Regions from separate parts of the Homo sapiens genome. Here region 1 is linked to region 2. The links are chromatin loops, found by intact Hi-C in ENCODE. Cell type or tissue: Calu3. All regions are shown on one strand. Links, peaks and the distances in the headings refer to the core of each region. The heading gives the core; the rest is flanking DNA.

Region 1 (7,327 bases), core at 357-5,356, 72 kb after region 2:
CTCCTGTATCTAGAACAGTTTTGGCACACACAGGCACTCAGTAAATTTTGTGGACTGATTGACCCCTGTTTCACAGATGCAGAAACTATGTGTCAAAGAAGTTAAATGACTTGCTTAAGGTCACACAGATAGAAAGTTTAGATGGGATTTGAAAGCAAATCACTGACTCTAAAACCCTTATTCTTTCCAAATTAACATCCTGTCATTCATAAGCATTTATTGAGATTCTTACACACTAATTCTGTGCTCTGGAACATAGGGCCAGAAAGATTTGTAAGATTTGGTTCCTACTCTCAAGAAACTGGGATTCCGATTATCTGCAAAAAATCATATTCCTGAAATCAGATTCCCTAAATGAAAGCAAGTCCATATGGTATAAGCCCTTGGTACATTTTAAGCCGAGGATACCTTTCCTACCTCCCAAACCTAAGATTATAAGAGTGGCCACCAGAGCCCTCACCCTGGTCTATTTCCTTCTACAACACTGGCCAGCACATTCATAGAACCTGGTTGCAGAGATAAGTCAAATCACTGCAAACTTGGGATGGCCAACGCCCCATCCTAGCTTCTCTAGATTCCTTTGCAGGGATGTCCACAGGGTGCTTTTATATATGTCTTCATGCCCTCCTGCTTCGTCTACTCTTCATGCCCCATCTAAGTGTTTTTGAAAAATGAAATACTTAAGTTAGAAAACCAGACTTAGCAAGTTGTACTTCCAAAAGCAGCAATCATTTCAGTAAATAAACATTTTCTGATTGAGAACATTAATTCAGGGTTTACCTCATTTTCCTTCCTGGTTTTGTTTTCTACAATATTTAGGAGGCAGGAGTTAGTTAGGAGGGTGGTTTTAAGGAAAAAAAAAAAAAGAAAAAAAACACCTCTAAATTCATTAGTTGAATTCCACCAGACTGTGTGAACAATCTCATAATAATCCTACATCAATACGAGAGAAGTTGTAACTAGTTCACTTAGGGTAATTATAGGGCAGGTTTCTGCCAGGTTTTAAAGATAGACTTTGAAATCTTCCTTTTTTTCATTTGCCTCCTGCTGTGTGTGGGGAGAGGCCCTGGCTCCTGGGATATCTGCCAGAGCTAAATGGGGGCCAACTGGAGAAACAGGCACCAAGATTGGGTTCCTGTTTTCCTGTGCTCATACTTCTGGGAACACAGATATCCTACCAAATGGTCACCTGTGAAAAACTCAGGGCCTAGAATCTAAATTCTGTTGGAAAAGAACTGATTAAAGTCCTGGCCCTAAGTAAGATTATGGCAAGGTTTATAGCACAAAATTTCTGATTTTGCGCTAGAACAATAGTTCCCAAAGTGTGGTCCCCAGACCAGCAGGATTACCATCACCTGGGGGAACTGGCTAGAAACACAAATTCTTGGGCCCCACCCCAGACCTACTACAGAAGAAACTCTTGGGGTAGGGCCCAGCAATTTATTGCAACAAGCCCTCCAAGTGATTCCAATGCACCCTAAAAATCTGAGAATCAGTGTCAAGGGACATGATGTTAAACAGCCTTTCCAGGAGATAAGAGTTACTTTTAAAGAGGGATTTGTTCAAACAAAGCATATCTACAAATATCCAAACAAGACCTTTGGAATTAGCTAGAACTAGGCTCTGCCACTCACCAGCCATGGGGCCTCAGATAAGTTATCTTACTGCTCTAAGTAGTGGTGTGCTGGTAAATGTTTAACAAGCAGCTCTGTGGGGGAAATGGGTTCGCTCATTTTCATGGCAGAAATACCCCATCATGGCTACTTTCAAACTATCAACATGATGTCGGCCAACTCAAAAAACTTTTGAAAATTTAACAATTGGCTTTCACAAGCCCATGGAAGCTGGCTCCAGCACACCATTGTCTCTAAGACTCAATTTCCTTATCTGTCAAATGGATGAATAATAGCGTTTACCTCATAGGGATTGTTGGAAGGTTGAAGTGAGAAAATGATAGTGGACTTTTATTGAGTATTTATATCTATCCACCAGGCACTTACTATGCATTATTCACTGACTTCTCAAAACCATACAATAGGTACTGATATTCCTTCCATTTTATACATGAGGAAGTTGAGCTGAAGTAACTAGTCCAAAGTGATACAGTAGCAAGTGGGAGAACCTGAATTTATTCCAGAGCCCGTGAGGTGACAGAGACATTAGCCCAATGCTCAGCACGGGGCAATGCTCAGTAATTGGGAGCTATTATCATAAGATAAATAAACTTCTGAAACGTGCCCTACTTTGGAAGTAGGGATGAACAGTTTGTGTTGGATGAAACCTCTCAGCCCCAGAAGACACATACATTTTCTTCTAGGAGAAAGGCCAGGGTACCTGATGGGAGGACCAGCTGTTGATTATTCATAGTAACAAACGACAAGAGTTGAAGCTAATTGACACCCACACGTAACGAGGCAGTTGTAAGTTCCTCCCCTCCCCAAATTAATTAGGTGTATGTTTTTCCAGGCTTTATCTTTGTGTACACATACACATATGTATTTTGTATTAGATCAGGGTGTACATATTTTTTTGCAAATTGCTTTTCTTTTTAACCTGAGACTAGATCATGAATCTTTCCCATGACAGTCCACCCCAATCTATCTCATTCTCTCTAAAGCTGCTTAGCATTCCACAGTAGTTACTTGCTATCATTTATTTAATCCACAACAGAAGGATACTTAGGCTATTTCTAATTCTTCACTATTATAAATGATCCTGCACTTCACAATCTTTTACATAGATTCTAGCATATGTCTATGGGAGAAATTCCTAAAACTAGGATTTTTAGGATTTGTAAGGCAAAGAAAACACGTAATGTAAATCTTGACCAATGTACCTAGTTACTCCTCACTGTGAAATTTTAAGCTCCCAATATTCAAGGAAGGTGCCTTTTTGCCCATACTCTTACACCAACATTAGGATTACTCTGATGATTTGATTTTTCAAACTTATTATAAGTATTTCTAAATATAAAAATAGAGAAAATAATAATAATGAATGCTTATATACCTATCGCCCAGCCTCCACAATTATCAACATAAGGTCAATCTTATTGCATCTATATCCCATTCACTTCCTCCCCCTACTGGATGAAACTGAGGCAAAGTCCACACATCATACTCTTTCATTGGTAAATATGTCAGGAGCTGCCTCTAGAAAATGAAGATTCTATTTTTTAGCATAACCTCAACATCATTATCACATCTAAACATTTCTTGATGTCATCGCATATGCAGTCAGTGTCTAAATTTCCTCAATTTTTTTTCTTTTTTCTTTTTTTGAGGCAGGGTCTTGCTTTGTCACCCAGGCTGGAGTGCAGTGGCATGATTATAGCTCACTGCAGCCTTGACTTCCTGAGCTCAGGTGATCCTCCCACCTCAGCCTCCCAATTAGCTAACACTACAAGCATATGCCACTACACCCAGCTAATTTTTTTGGCTATTTTTTGTAGAGACAGGGTCTCACCATGTTGCCCAGGCTGGTCTTGAATTCCTGGGTTTAAGTGATCCTCCCACCTGAGTCTCCCAAAGTACTGGAATTGCAGGCATGAGCCACTGCACCCAGACAGTCTCATAATTTTTTGATGGTTTGTTTGAATCAGGATTCACCAAGATCCACACATTGCAGTTGGCTGATAAACTTCCTAAATCTCTTAAGCTCTAGGTTCCCCCACACGCACACCTCCTCTTCCTTTTTCCCATGCAGTTTATTTATTAGAGAGATTGGGTCATTTGCCTCGTAGTTTCCCACTTTCTGAGTTTTTCCTATTGCATCCCTGTGTTGTCATTTAACATGTTCACCAGTCTCTGTGTTTCTTGTAAGTGATAGTTAGATCTTGAACTATGCTGTCTAACACAGTAGACACTAGCCACATGCAGCTCTTCAAATTTAAATAATTAAAAGTAAATAGAATTTGAAATTCAGTTCCTCAGTCACACTAGCACATGGCACATGTTCAATAACCACAGATGGGCAGTGGCTGCTGTATTGGACAGCATAGAATAGCACATTTCCACCATGGCAGATAGTTTTATTGAGCAGCAGTGCTTCTAGAGGCATCACAGGATCCTCTGATAATTGTTAAATTATTTTTTCTCATATGCACTCAAGAACAAAGCTGAACACCCTGAAATCTGCATTACTAGTCTATATTGCAGGCTTACATAATGTAAGGGAAGTAACTAATGTGTGGTAGACTCTACTTCTGCCTGTTTTAAGTGGCAGTGGCTGTGTTTACAGAAGATGATTAAGTATTTGCATGAGTGCCTCAGGTATGTATGACATTCTGTGGTGACAAAAGGTCAGCAGCTCCCCAGCATGCAAAGCAGCCCGACCCTTTCCTAGCCTCCTAGGAGGAAAATTGAGGGAATTCATGCTAATCCATAAGGCTCAGTCCTGCAGTGATTATAGGACATGCTGGTTCCAGGATATTCATAAACATTCATCCTCTCATCAAGATGCAGGTGCTCCTGGAGGCTTCTTCCTGACTATGTCTTTGTCTTGGCATGCATGTAATGAGCACATTTCATAGCACACCAAACAGGTTTCTCAGCTTGCTTCTGTGACACTTGGCAAAGCCGAGGATCCATGTCGAGAGGAGGCAAGCACTTGCACCCAGCCCACAGAGAAGTCTGGCTGACCATGCACTCTAGCAGGAGCCTCCCCTGGTTCTTGAAAACCTTAACCAATCTATGAAGAAATTGATATTTGGGGGTTCTGGTAGGACATATTTGGAAACTTTGAAATTAGGAGACTATCATTCATGGATTCATTCCTTCTCACAATACTTATTGGGCCAGACACTGCACTAGGCACTGAGATCAGTGGTGGGCTGGGTAGAAGTTTCTGTCCTCACAAAGTTTACAGTCAGTGAAGGAGGCAGATAAATAAGCAAGCCACTTCAACACCACTGGTCAAATTCCACCATGAGAGCATGTGAGAGCATCATAAAAGCACATGGAAACCTGACCCTGACATGGACATTCAGGAATGTGATATTTAAGCTGAGACCTAAAAGATAAGTAGCGATTGGGCAGGAGAGGGAGAGGGTGGAGTGTAGAAAGAATATTCTTAAGACCTATTCTAGATCTTAAGAATTCTAGATCCACCAAATAGGCATAATAATACCCCGCAATGTCATGATTAGAGCCCAGTGACATAGCAGATGCAAAAGAATACACTGTATCCTAAAATCCCAGTTGTAGAAAGGCAATGGTGCTAGCCAGAAGCAGTCTTTCACTCTGGAGCAAGTGTGAATTAGAGAGCTATGTAGTGGTGTTTTGGAGCCAGCTTCTACCAGCTCTTAGCAGGCAATAGGGCACATCTCTTCCCAACTTCACATTCAGCAATGTCTGTTGGTAGCCAAAATAGGAGTATTTATACCAGGGAAATTGGCAAATGCTACAAACCAGAGCCTTTTTTTTTTTTTTTTTGAGAGCTGACTTACCAGCATTTACTGAGTGAGGGCGAAAACCAGCATTTACTGAGTGAGGGTGAAAGCAATGAGAAGAGTAGAACCCCCCAGGCAGTAGTTATTAAGGAATGTCCACCCACAACAAAAACAAGAAAGTCTTTGGCATTATTTTCAAAAGAGTGACCATATAACTCTTTCTGCCATTTGTAACAGGCCCACCCAAATCCTCAGGGATGAAAAGAGGAAGACTCCTTCATGCCAATTCATTCCCAGACAAGCCAGATGAGTGTCAATGACACCCAGCTCATGGAAATGAGATTGGAGCCTCTCAGATCAACAGCTGCTGAGAGCTGCTTTCTTTGGCTCATGAGGCCAGCGATAAATTGGGTTTCAATGTTCTGAATAGGCAGAAAAAGATACCTCCTTGCTCTCTCCTGTTCCCTTTGCTGGAGCTGCCAGCTGGCACTTTTTGTCACTCATCATGGTTGCCTGCAGTGGTGATTATACACTCAGTACAGAGGGCATGTTGGAAAGAAAAAGTCTTCAATAAGCGAGAGTCTCCAAGGCAAGTACCCACTGGAAAAACTGGGATGTAGATATAGCTCAAGGCATGTTTTAAATAATGGAGCCTTTTTAAAGGATGGCCTAGAAAAATACTATATTTATCTTTGGCTAGCATGCTTGGATACTCCCCAATCTTGGGGAAATAACTAGTTGGGTATGTTGGAGTTCTTTTGTTAAGAGTAGCATTGACTAAATACCAAAGTTTGGGTTGGGTTTAACTGGCATAGTGTGATTTAATATTCATTTATTGATTTACTCTTCCATTTGTTTGTTTAACAAATAAATGAGTGCTTACTAGATGCTACTAGAATATAAGTCCCATAAAGGCAGGTATTGTGTATGTCTCATTTATTGTAGGCACTCAGTACTTTTTTGTTGAATGAATGAGTAGACGTAGCAAGTATAAAGATGAATAAGTCATACAGCCTGCTGCTACAGAGCTCACAATCTGGTGTGCAGACAGACAAGTAAAACAGCAGTTGCAACACAGGGTGATGAGTGTTATGATAGGGGAAGTATAGGGTGCAATGGCTTACAAAAGAGGAAGACCCAACCCAGGCTTTGGGGAAGGAGATAGGAAAGGCTTTCTGAAGATAAAGATACAAAAGACTCAGCGAACAATGCCAAAGATATTGGCACCTATGTGGATAAAACCTTATGGAAAAGAGAACTGTCACTTATTCCGCCATATCTCATATTCCTAAGGAAGACTTTTGGCTCTATCTCAGAGTGAAAAATGATTGCAAATAACTTCTATAACTTACCCATCAGTGATCTTTCCCATTTCTTGGAGACTTTCAGGAGGTTTCCCTAAGTTCAGACTTTTTGTTGAAAGAAATGACCTTATGTCCAGTGGACAAATGGTGTGTGAGTCTTTAGCACCCCTCTGATGCACAGCCACTCGCTCCTTCCATGAAGTTCAGCTCTATAGGCAGGCAGGGCACTTCTTCTCCAAGGTCATGTCTATTTCACTTGGTATAAATGAGAAGAATGCTCTGAATTTTTATTTGAAAGAGGCAAACTTCAGATTTGCAGAAGGTCTTGGTGATTAAAAATCTTGGCTTCAGCTGGGCATGGTGGCTCATGCCTGTAATCCCAGCACTTTAGGAGGCAGAGGCAGGAGAATGGCTTGAGCCCAGAGTTCAAGACCAGCCTGGGCAACATAGCAAGACCCAGTCTCTCCTAAAAATTAAAAAATTAGCTGAGCATGGTGGCACATGCCTATAGCCCCAGCTATTTGGGAGGCCAAGGTGGGAGGATCGCTTGAGCCCAGGAGGACCAGGCTTCAGTGAGCCATGGTCACACCACTTCATTCCAGCCTGGACAACAGAGCAAGACCCTGTCTCAAAA
Region 2 (8,908 bases), core at 1,626-6,625:
CCTGCAGCCTGGACTTGGCTCTGGAGCCACCAGTTTTATTTGTCACACACAAATCCTCATACCCCTTCCTTGAGAATCTCTTCCCCTGCTCCGTGTGGTCCTGGCAGGAGCCAGAAGACCCCACAGTCACAGCCACAGTGATTGGTTCGGGGTTGGACAGAGTAAGTCAGATGCTGGCCTGATGTTTCTGTTACCTATTTTTGAGTATCACACTGCTCTAAAACCTAATGACTTTAAATGACAATCATTGTATTCCCTCTCATGGTTCTGCAGCTGGAGTTTCAGCCATCTAGAGGCTGGACCAGTTGCCTCCAGATGGGATGAGCCTCACATGCTCTGTTGGTGCTGGTAGCAGCTGAGGACTTAACTGGGGCTCTTGAAGGGCGCATGGTTCTTCTCCCCTCCGTGGCTTGGGCTTTTTAGGGTGTAACAGCTAGGTCCAAAAGGAAGCAGTCCAAACAAGCAAGTCCGCATGCACCGTGACTTATCCAGCTTCTGCTTACATCATGCTGGCTAAAGTCCTACTGGTCAAAACAAGTCACACATCCATGCTCAGAGCCACTGAGGGAGGGAACGACCCAAGAGAGTGATTACCAAAAAGCATGGTTCTTTGACTACCACCAATCAACCAATAAATTACTTTTTGTACTTACACAGTCACCAAAATACCCTTGACTGATATAGAGTCAATATTGGATCTGAATTCAATTCTTATCCTTACCACTTATCAGCTATGCAGCCCAAAAGTTGCCTAGCTTATCAGAGATTCTGTTTCTTTATCCTTAAAATAGAGATAATACCCAGTAATACTGTTCTGAAAAGTAAATAACATGTAAGGCCTGAAAACACTTTATAAATCCAAATGTGTGCTATACAAATAAACATACCACAGTGACGAAGAGAGAAACTGTAAGTTTAAGGCAATTTGGTTTGTTATTCATTCATTTTTATTAGAGATGTACTATGTACACAATATATTTTAACTGCCTGTATGGTGTAGAGGGGATGCCTAAGCCCTCAAAGAATTTAGAGTCCAATAGAGGAAATTGGTATTTACATATATAACATTAAACCAAGGCACCTTCAAAAATGCTGCTTCAAGAGAGGAAATAAAGTATTATGGAGAGAGATGGAGGGAATAAATAATTCCGAGTTGCATGGACGGGGTAGGAGAGGAATGAGGACATCTTCAAGAATGTGGCACTTAACCTGAGACATAAAGAGTGTGTTGGCTTTTATATGCATAGAGGAGGCAAAATGCATTCAGGAGAGCAGTCACTAAATGAACAAAGGCTGGGAGGCATATAGTAAGTGCTTAATAAGTGTTATAGATGTATGAATAAATAAATAAATGAATGAACAAATAGTGGTCCAAGAATAGCACATGGTCCAGCGTTTCCATAGCAAAGAGAATGTGGGAGTGCTTGGTGAGAGAGAAAACCAGAGGAATAGATTGGGGCTACATTATGATGAGTTTTGAATGCCAGACCAAGAATTTCAGCATTTATTTTAATCGGGAGCCATTGAGGATTCTGGGGCATAATAGTCACAAGATCATAACCATATTTTACAGAAATCACTCTGTTGGTAATGCAGGATGAGCCTGGTAATGGCACCTATGTATGTTTCTCCCTACAGAGGCACCCCTCCTTCCCTTCTCAGTCTGTGGAGTGTGGGTGGGCCTGATACCCCCACTCTCTCACTCTCCTCTGGGGATGATCAGATGATTCGACTGGCCAAGGGGAGTATTTCATTCCTCTGCATCACAGGGATTGGTCCAGGGATGGGCACCTGACTTGAGCCAGGCCAGTGAGATGGTGTCCTTGGACTTTAGGGGAAAATGTTAAAAAAAAAAAGGGGGGTGCTTATCTTCCCTCACTGGCATTGCTTATCCGATAGCATGTATGTCTGAAGTTGATGGGGACAATAAAAACCTGCCTGAGAATGAAGCTAACAGGAAAGAAATTAGAGACAGCAGAGAAAGGAAGTCCCTGACTGATGGCTTCATTTGAGTTCCTGGATAGAGCTGCCCTGAAAATAACATTTCCCTGAATTTCCAACAGCACTGGAAGTAATCCAATCACATTCCTTTCTGGCTTGAATTGCTTTTCTGCCTTTTTGTCATGGAATGATTCCTGATTAGATAGAGTTGGGCACTGTGTTAATCCCTAAACAGTCATTCACTCACCTAATAAATATGTTTCAGTGTCTGCCAGCTGCCAGCTACTCTTCCGGGCACTGGAAATAGAGTGCAAAAATAGACAAAAGTTCCTTCCCTCATGGAGCTTACATTTTAGTTGAAGTTGTGGGGGACAGACAATAAACAAAATCAGTGAGTTAAATGTATAGTATGCAAGATAGTGATCCGAAATGAAACAGGGGAGGGAACATGGAAGCAAGTTTGCAATTTTATATAAAGTTATCATGGGAGGCTTGGCTGAGAAGGGACTTGCAGTTGGTGAGGGGGTCAGCCTTGTGGAGAGGAAAAGCTTTCCAGCAAAGGGAACTTCTGTTGCCAAGGCAGGACCGTGCCTGGAAGGTCCGTGGAGCAGCAAGGAGGCCGGGGTGGCTAAGGCATAGAGGACAGGGGGTAGGTCAGATGAGATTAGAGTGATAATAGGGGAAGGTGGGGATCTTGGAAGCCTTTTTAAGAATTTGCCTTTCATCCTGAGAGACAGAAGCTATTGGGGAGTTTTGAGCAGAGGAGGGGCATGTACTGATGCAGATTTAAAACGATTGCCCTGGCGGAATGCAGTGGTTCACACCTGTAATCCCAGCACTTTGGGAGGCCAAGGCAGGAGGATCTTTTGAGGTCAGGAGTTTGAGACCAGCCTGGCCAACATGGGGAAACCCCATCTCTACTAAAAATACAAAAATTAGCCAGGCATGGTGGCGGGCAACTGTAAGCCCAGCTGCTTGGGAGGCCAAAGCAGGAGAATCGCTGGAACCCAGGAGGCGGAGGTTGCAGTGAGCTGAGATCGTGCCACTGCACTCCAGTCTGAGCGATGGAGTGAGACTCCCTCTCAAAAAAAAAAAAGTAATAATAATAATAAAATGATCGCTCTGGCTGCCACATCGAGTATAAAGAAGGGAGACCACAGAAACCAAGAGAGAGGGTGGTGACTCGGCCTGTGGTGGGAGAGATGGTCAGCCTCTGGATCTGTTTTGAAGGTAAAAGCCAATAGGAGTTCCTGGTGAATCCGACACGGGGTCCTGGAAGAAAGAGAGAAGTGTTGGGGAAGAAGAATAGGTATTGGGGACAGAGTGGTGGAGGAGCTAGGCATTTTTTACTTGAGCAACATTTTTGCTTGAGTGCCTCAAAGGATAGAGTTGTTATTAGCAGATGTGGGGAAGACAGACAGGAGCAAATTTAAGGATGAAGTTCCGGTGTTTGTTTCTATCATGTTAGATTTGAGGTGCCTGCTAGACTTCTAAGTGGAGACACGGAGTAGGTGGTTGAATATCAGAGTCTCACATTAAAAGAAAAGGTCTGGACTGCAGCTGTAAGTCTGCACCAACCTCAGAGAAAGATCAGAGGAAGCTCCAGCCTTACCAGTTCTATGAGGAAGATGCTCTAGCTGTTTTACCTCCCCAATGTCATGTCTTCTTTGTCCTATTTCCAACTGTAATTGCCTTGTAAGACAATGAGATGAGATGCACTGTCCTCCAATCTCAGAAGTCGATTCTAAATTCCGACAATCCTAACCAAAAAGACTATTTTTAAAAAACAGTTTTCAAGTTTAAAGTTCAGCTCTAGGAATCCAAGAGAACAGGAATGACCATGTACAAGAAAATAAAAGCAAACTCCCCAGGAACAAAGAGTCCTACCTATGAAGCCTCAAGAAAATCTGGAAATTCCTAGGATGTACACAAGGAGGAGCAAGGCAGGCAAAGAGAGTGATGCTGGGGCTGACAGGTGGCAGATGAGGTGTTGATTCAGAATCCTGGTGGGTTTCATCAGCTGATGAATACTGAAAGGCTCTGACAATTTTATTTCTGGCTTAAAATAGGAACTATGAATATGGAGGGATCTTTTAAATGTTAATAGAAGCAGTATTAAGGAAGAAAATTGGACCTATTGTTTTGCAAACAGCTGGATCTACTGAAGCAAATTCAGTGTGTATTTCTGAGGATTCCTTTCAAAATATGCTCAATTATAATAAGCAAAAACTCCAGGGATGCTCACTGTAGGAAAAGGACCCTGGGGATTTGGAATCAGAAGATCTGGCTTCCAGCTCCAGTTCTTTGGCAATCATTGACTTCTGAATGTCACATTCTAAAATGCAGATTCCAAGATTACTCAAGGCTGCTGGGAGGTAGAAGAAAGGCAATGTACGTAGTAATGACAGAGCTAAAAGCATTGAGGGCTACCACTGCAGGCACCGGGCTAGGTAACTGATGGGCACTGACCCAAGACTTCTGCATCTGGAAGATGCGGGTTAAGGTTGAGGACTTTGGAAGAAGATCTGGGTTCAAATCCCATCTCTGCCACTCATTTGCTGGGTGAGCTTAAGCAAATTATTCATCCTCTCTGTACTCAATCACCTCATCCACAAAATGGGGATGATAACACTTCTTGTCTTATTAAGGACATTATCAAAAAAATAAATGAGCTATTATATGTGAAGCACTTAACATAGTACACAGCACATCATACTCAACAACTATTGGCATTTATTGCTATTATATGTAATTCATAACAGGCTATGAGGCGCGCAGTCATTACTACTGCCATATTATAGCTGTTGAGTTAGAATGATCAAATAACTTGTCCCAAGCACTTAGCTGGTAAATAATAAACATCACTAGTAAATAGTAAAGAATGTAGAAGTGGTAATTATTTGTATTTTTGTATTTAGAAGGATTCGTCTATTTTCAGCTTCTGCTCATTCTGTTTCTCAGCTGAGATGCTATTAACTTCCATCTCTCTGCAGTTGCCTCTATCCAAGTATCCAGTTATCACTCACATGTCACACTTTCAGAGAAGACTTTCCTGACCATCAAACTAAAGCAGTCTCTATTGCCCCCCTCAGTGTAACTGCCTGTAATGTTACCCTGTTTTATATTCTTTACAGAAGGTATCCATTAGCTTGCTTGTTTGGTTGTGGTCTGTCTCCTCTCGCCAGAATATAAGCATGGACTTTGGCTTCTTCATCAATGCCTAGAATAGTGCCTGGCACATAGTAGATGCTCAATAATAGAATGATTACTGACTAGTAACAATTCTCTCACCACCTGTCTGAGCCTTCTGACCATGACCTCATTTTACTTCTCTTATAAATCCTTTTTAATCAATTAGTCTTTCTTCAGATCCATCAGAAAACAATCAAAAAGTTGGGATAAATATTGCTGATCTCTTGATTTATATATTCTACCCCCCGCCCTCACCCCTCGCTTCCCAATTCCTCTCTCCTGCACATTTACAAGGCTAACAGGACAGTACGATCAGACACGATTTCTCCTCTCCTGAAGGCTGGTGCTAAACTGTAAGGCTTAACGAGATTCCCATTGCTCTTACTCATTGGAACTGTCACGCTGTGGCTGAACCAATATTGGGAGTCATATTGTACATCGAAGTTCATTTTGTTCCCACGCTATTGTACCTGCAAGTGGAGTCTCTGTCACGTTTGTTTTAATACCAGGGTTCCAGAGGGAAAATGCCAACTGAATTCATTACTAAAATAAATTGAAACTACATGAGTAGGCTGAAATGGAAGAGATTTCTAAGACACTTTAACTTCTGAAACTCGGGGTCCAGTCATAAACGACAACCTCTGAAACACATGCCACCTCTCATTGGAAGCTAAGAGTCTCTTGGCCAGGACCAGAGACCAGTCTGACCTTTGCGAATCTGCATTACCCTTCCCCATTAACCAACAAAAAGGGACCTTCTTGCCCAGAGACTTTCTTTTTCCTTCTTCCCAGTAATTTCCCCACTGTTCATAAAAATAATGAGAGCATTAATAGTAATATAATTATATACCAACTGTTAACCTTTTAAAATGATTCATAATTATAATGAATAAGTATATACTTATAATAGTATAAGTATAGCTACTTCTACTTTGTATATACTTTCGTAGTACATATGATTACATACTATCCACTATTTCAATGTCTGAGATACAGTAGTGACACATAGCTGTACCTCCTATCTGCACTGTCATGGGGAAGACAACATAAAAGATATATAAATCAATGAATTATACATTGTGGTAAGTGCTATGAAGAAAACTCATACAGGGTTGAGACTGAAGGAGGAAATCTACTTTAGATGAAGCAGATAAGATTTAAGCTAAAATCAAAGGGTAGATAAGAAGGGGAACTATGTGAAGTGTGTGTGTGTGTGTGTGTGTACCCGTGCATGCACACACATGTGTGTACAACTACAGGCACATCCCCACTCTGTGGATGAGGACGCCAAGGCCCTGAAAAGTTAAATTTCTTGCCCAAGATCACTCCCATGTTATGAGGCAGGGCTTCTTTTGTATTTTTTTTTTTGGAAGCAAATTTAAATGTGTCATTTACTTTTATTTTCATTTTTAAAAAGGGGTTATATTATTTTTATTGAAAATACTTAATTGGCGAATTAAAATTTTATATGTTCAAGGTGTACAGCGTGATGATTTGGTATATGTTGTGTACTGATCACCACAAATTAATGAACACATCTATCAGCACCTCGAGTTAACATTTTAGGAACTAGTTTGGTCAAACTCTGAATTACACACCCTTTCCACAGTTCTATGCTGTTTCTTGCTTAAATCAGAGAAGATAGAGGACTGGTGCTTAGTCGGAGAAAGAGGTCAGGTGTCACGGTCTGGCGTCCCCTGTGCATTGCAGTGATGGCTGAGCAAGGTTCCCAGGGCAGCTGCAGTTGCAGCTATGGGTCTGCAGAGTGGAAAAGGCTCTTGCTCTGCCACAGAGGGAGAAGGGGTGAAAGGTACTGAAATGAAAGGAAAGCATCAAAGCCGAGAACACTACTTGTAGAAAATGTGGCTGACAAGTGGTCCAAGAAAATATCTAGGAGATGAAAACTTTGGAAGAACTGACCCGAAGCCAAGACAGATGAACTTGAGTCCCCAAATTCACACTTCCTTTGGGTCCACTGAGCAGGTGGAACTCAGATATTGGTCAAAGTCCATTTCTGAAATCCCCTTCAGATCCCATAGCCAGATTACTTTTCCCATTTCCTCCTTTAATTCGTTCAGAAGGGACACATAGAATGTATTCTACTCCTGGCACTGACAGCACAAAGAGAATGAAGTGGCCAGTGACTGGCCTCCTCTAAATAGGTTCATCTGACCAGGCGCTGTGGCTCACACCTGTAATCCCAACAGTTTGGGAAGCCAATTTGGAAGGATCACTTGAGTCTAGAAGTTCGAGACTAGCCTGGGAAACATAGTGAGACCCCATCTGTACAAAAAATACAACAACAAAAAAATTAGCCCAGTATGGTGGCACACACCTGTGGTCACAGCTACTCAGGTAGCTGAGGTGAGAGGATTACATGAGCCCAGGAGATCGAAGCTGCAGTGAGCTGTGATTGTGCCACTGCACTCCATCCTGAGAGACAGAGTGAGACCCTATCTCAAAAATAGGGTGTCACCTGACACCCAGAAGGCAATCAGCCCTGATGAGTTCCCAGGCACTGAGTGCCAGCTTTGCTCCAGGTGTTCTGCCAGTGCTGGGCGGACAAAGGTCATAATATCATTTCACCCCACAGAGCCCAGAGTCCAGTGGAGAATACAGTGGGTCAATCAGCAGTTACAGCTTGTGGGGCAGGAGCTGTGGGAGAGGGAGGTTCGGGAGGCCATGAGAGCTAAAAAGGGGGTTCTTAGCCCTGACCAGAGATCAGGAAGGCTTCCTGGATGAAATGACCCCTCTTTCATTCATTCAGCAAATAACTACAGTACCCCTGTTATATGCCAGCCACTGCTCTGGGTGCTGGAGTTACAGCAATGAGCAACAAAACCCCTGCCCTCGTGGAGCTGACATCCCAGGGGCAGGGGAAAGACCACACACAGATACGTAATAAGCAAATAAATAGTGTAAACAATTTGATAGATGGTGGTAAGTGTTTTGAAGAACACAAAACAAAGCGAAGGAGAGTGACAGACAGAGCAGGAGAGCTACTGTGGAGTGGGTGGGCAGTGGAGACGCCACAGAAGAGCTCTAAATAGCAAGATGAGGCCTATGAAGAGGAGGTATGAGGCGGAGTCCTGTGGAAAGGCCTAAGGTGGCACCAGCCTGGCCTTGTCAACTGTAGGAAGGCCAGTGTGACCTGAGTAAAGTGACCAGTCACTCACCAAGGGCAGCTTGGACAAGCAGAGATGAACTCAGAGACAGAAGTAGGGCCAGCTCATGCGGGCCTGGTATAGGTTTTGGATTTAATCCACAGTGCAATGGAAATCCATTGAAAGGTTTTAAGGAGGATATGGAAACGCTCTGATTTACATTTTTAAACAGTAACCCTGGTCAAATGGATTGTTGAGTGCATAGATTGTTAGCATCTATCCTTTTTAAACAAATTTTTATTTCAGAGTAATTTTAGATTTACAGAAAAGTGACAAAAGTAGTACAGTAGAGACTTCCCATGCCCCTCACCCAATTCCTGCCATCGTTAACATCTACATGGTACATTCATCATAACTGCAACATTAATGTGGGTAGATTACCACCAACCAAAAGACAAACTGTGGACTTCACCTGTTTTTCTACTAATGTCCTTTTTTGGTTCCAGGATCCAACTCAGGATAGCACATTGCATTTAGACCCATGGTCTTCCAAATAGTTTTTCTATATTTAAGGAAAGGCCTGCATCATCTAGGATCCACTTCTCTTTCTTGTAACTAAAAGTCCTGATAGATAAGGGGGAAAGAGTGGGCTCAGGAACTAGGCAAGAGAT

The links. Hi-C counts contacts between places; a loop is a spot of excess contacts. Peaks named below come from ENCODE experiments on the same cell type or tissue, not always from the same donor. Only the 100,000 strongest peaks of a DNase experiment are listed, where the experiment ranks them.
Region 1: it touches region 2 in a loop (5-fold over the local background); 6 of 110 quality-filtered maps call a loop at or near these places.

Annotation. Positions count from the first base shown.
Region 1 is chr5:145,977,833-145,985,159 of GRCh38, forward strand. All of the region lies in intron 2 of SH3RF2 (SH3 domain containing ring finger 2), which reads left to right. All of the region lies in intron 3 of LOC107986458 (a long non-coding RNA gene), which reads right to left. Among named protein-coding and RNA genes, the nearest start is that of SH3RF2, 45 kb to the left of the region's middle. RefSeq lists an enhancer at 1,514-1,808. In Calu3, for the core only: a CTCF peak has its summit at 3,112 (motif pointing left); DNase peaks (open chromatin) are centred at 1,669, 4,309 and 4,569.
Region 2 is chr5:145,904,504-145,913,411 of GRCh38, forward strand. It overlaps a transcript of GRXCR2 not described here. Among named protein-coding and RNA genes, the nearest start is that of SH3RF2, 28 kb to the right of the region's middle. In Calu3, for the core only: no CTCF peak of the experiment used is centred there; a DNase peak (open chromatin) is centred at 3,898.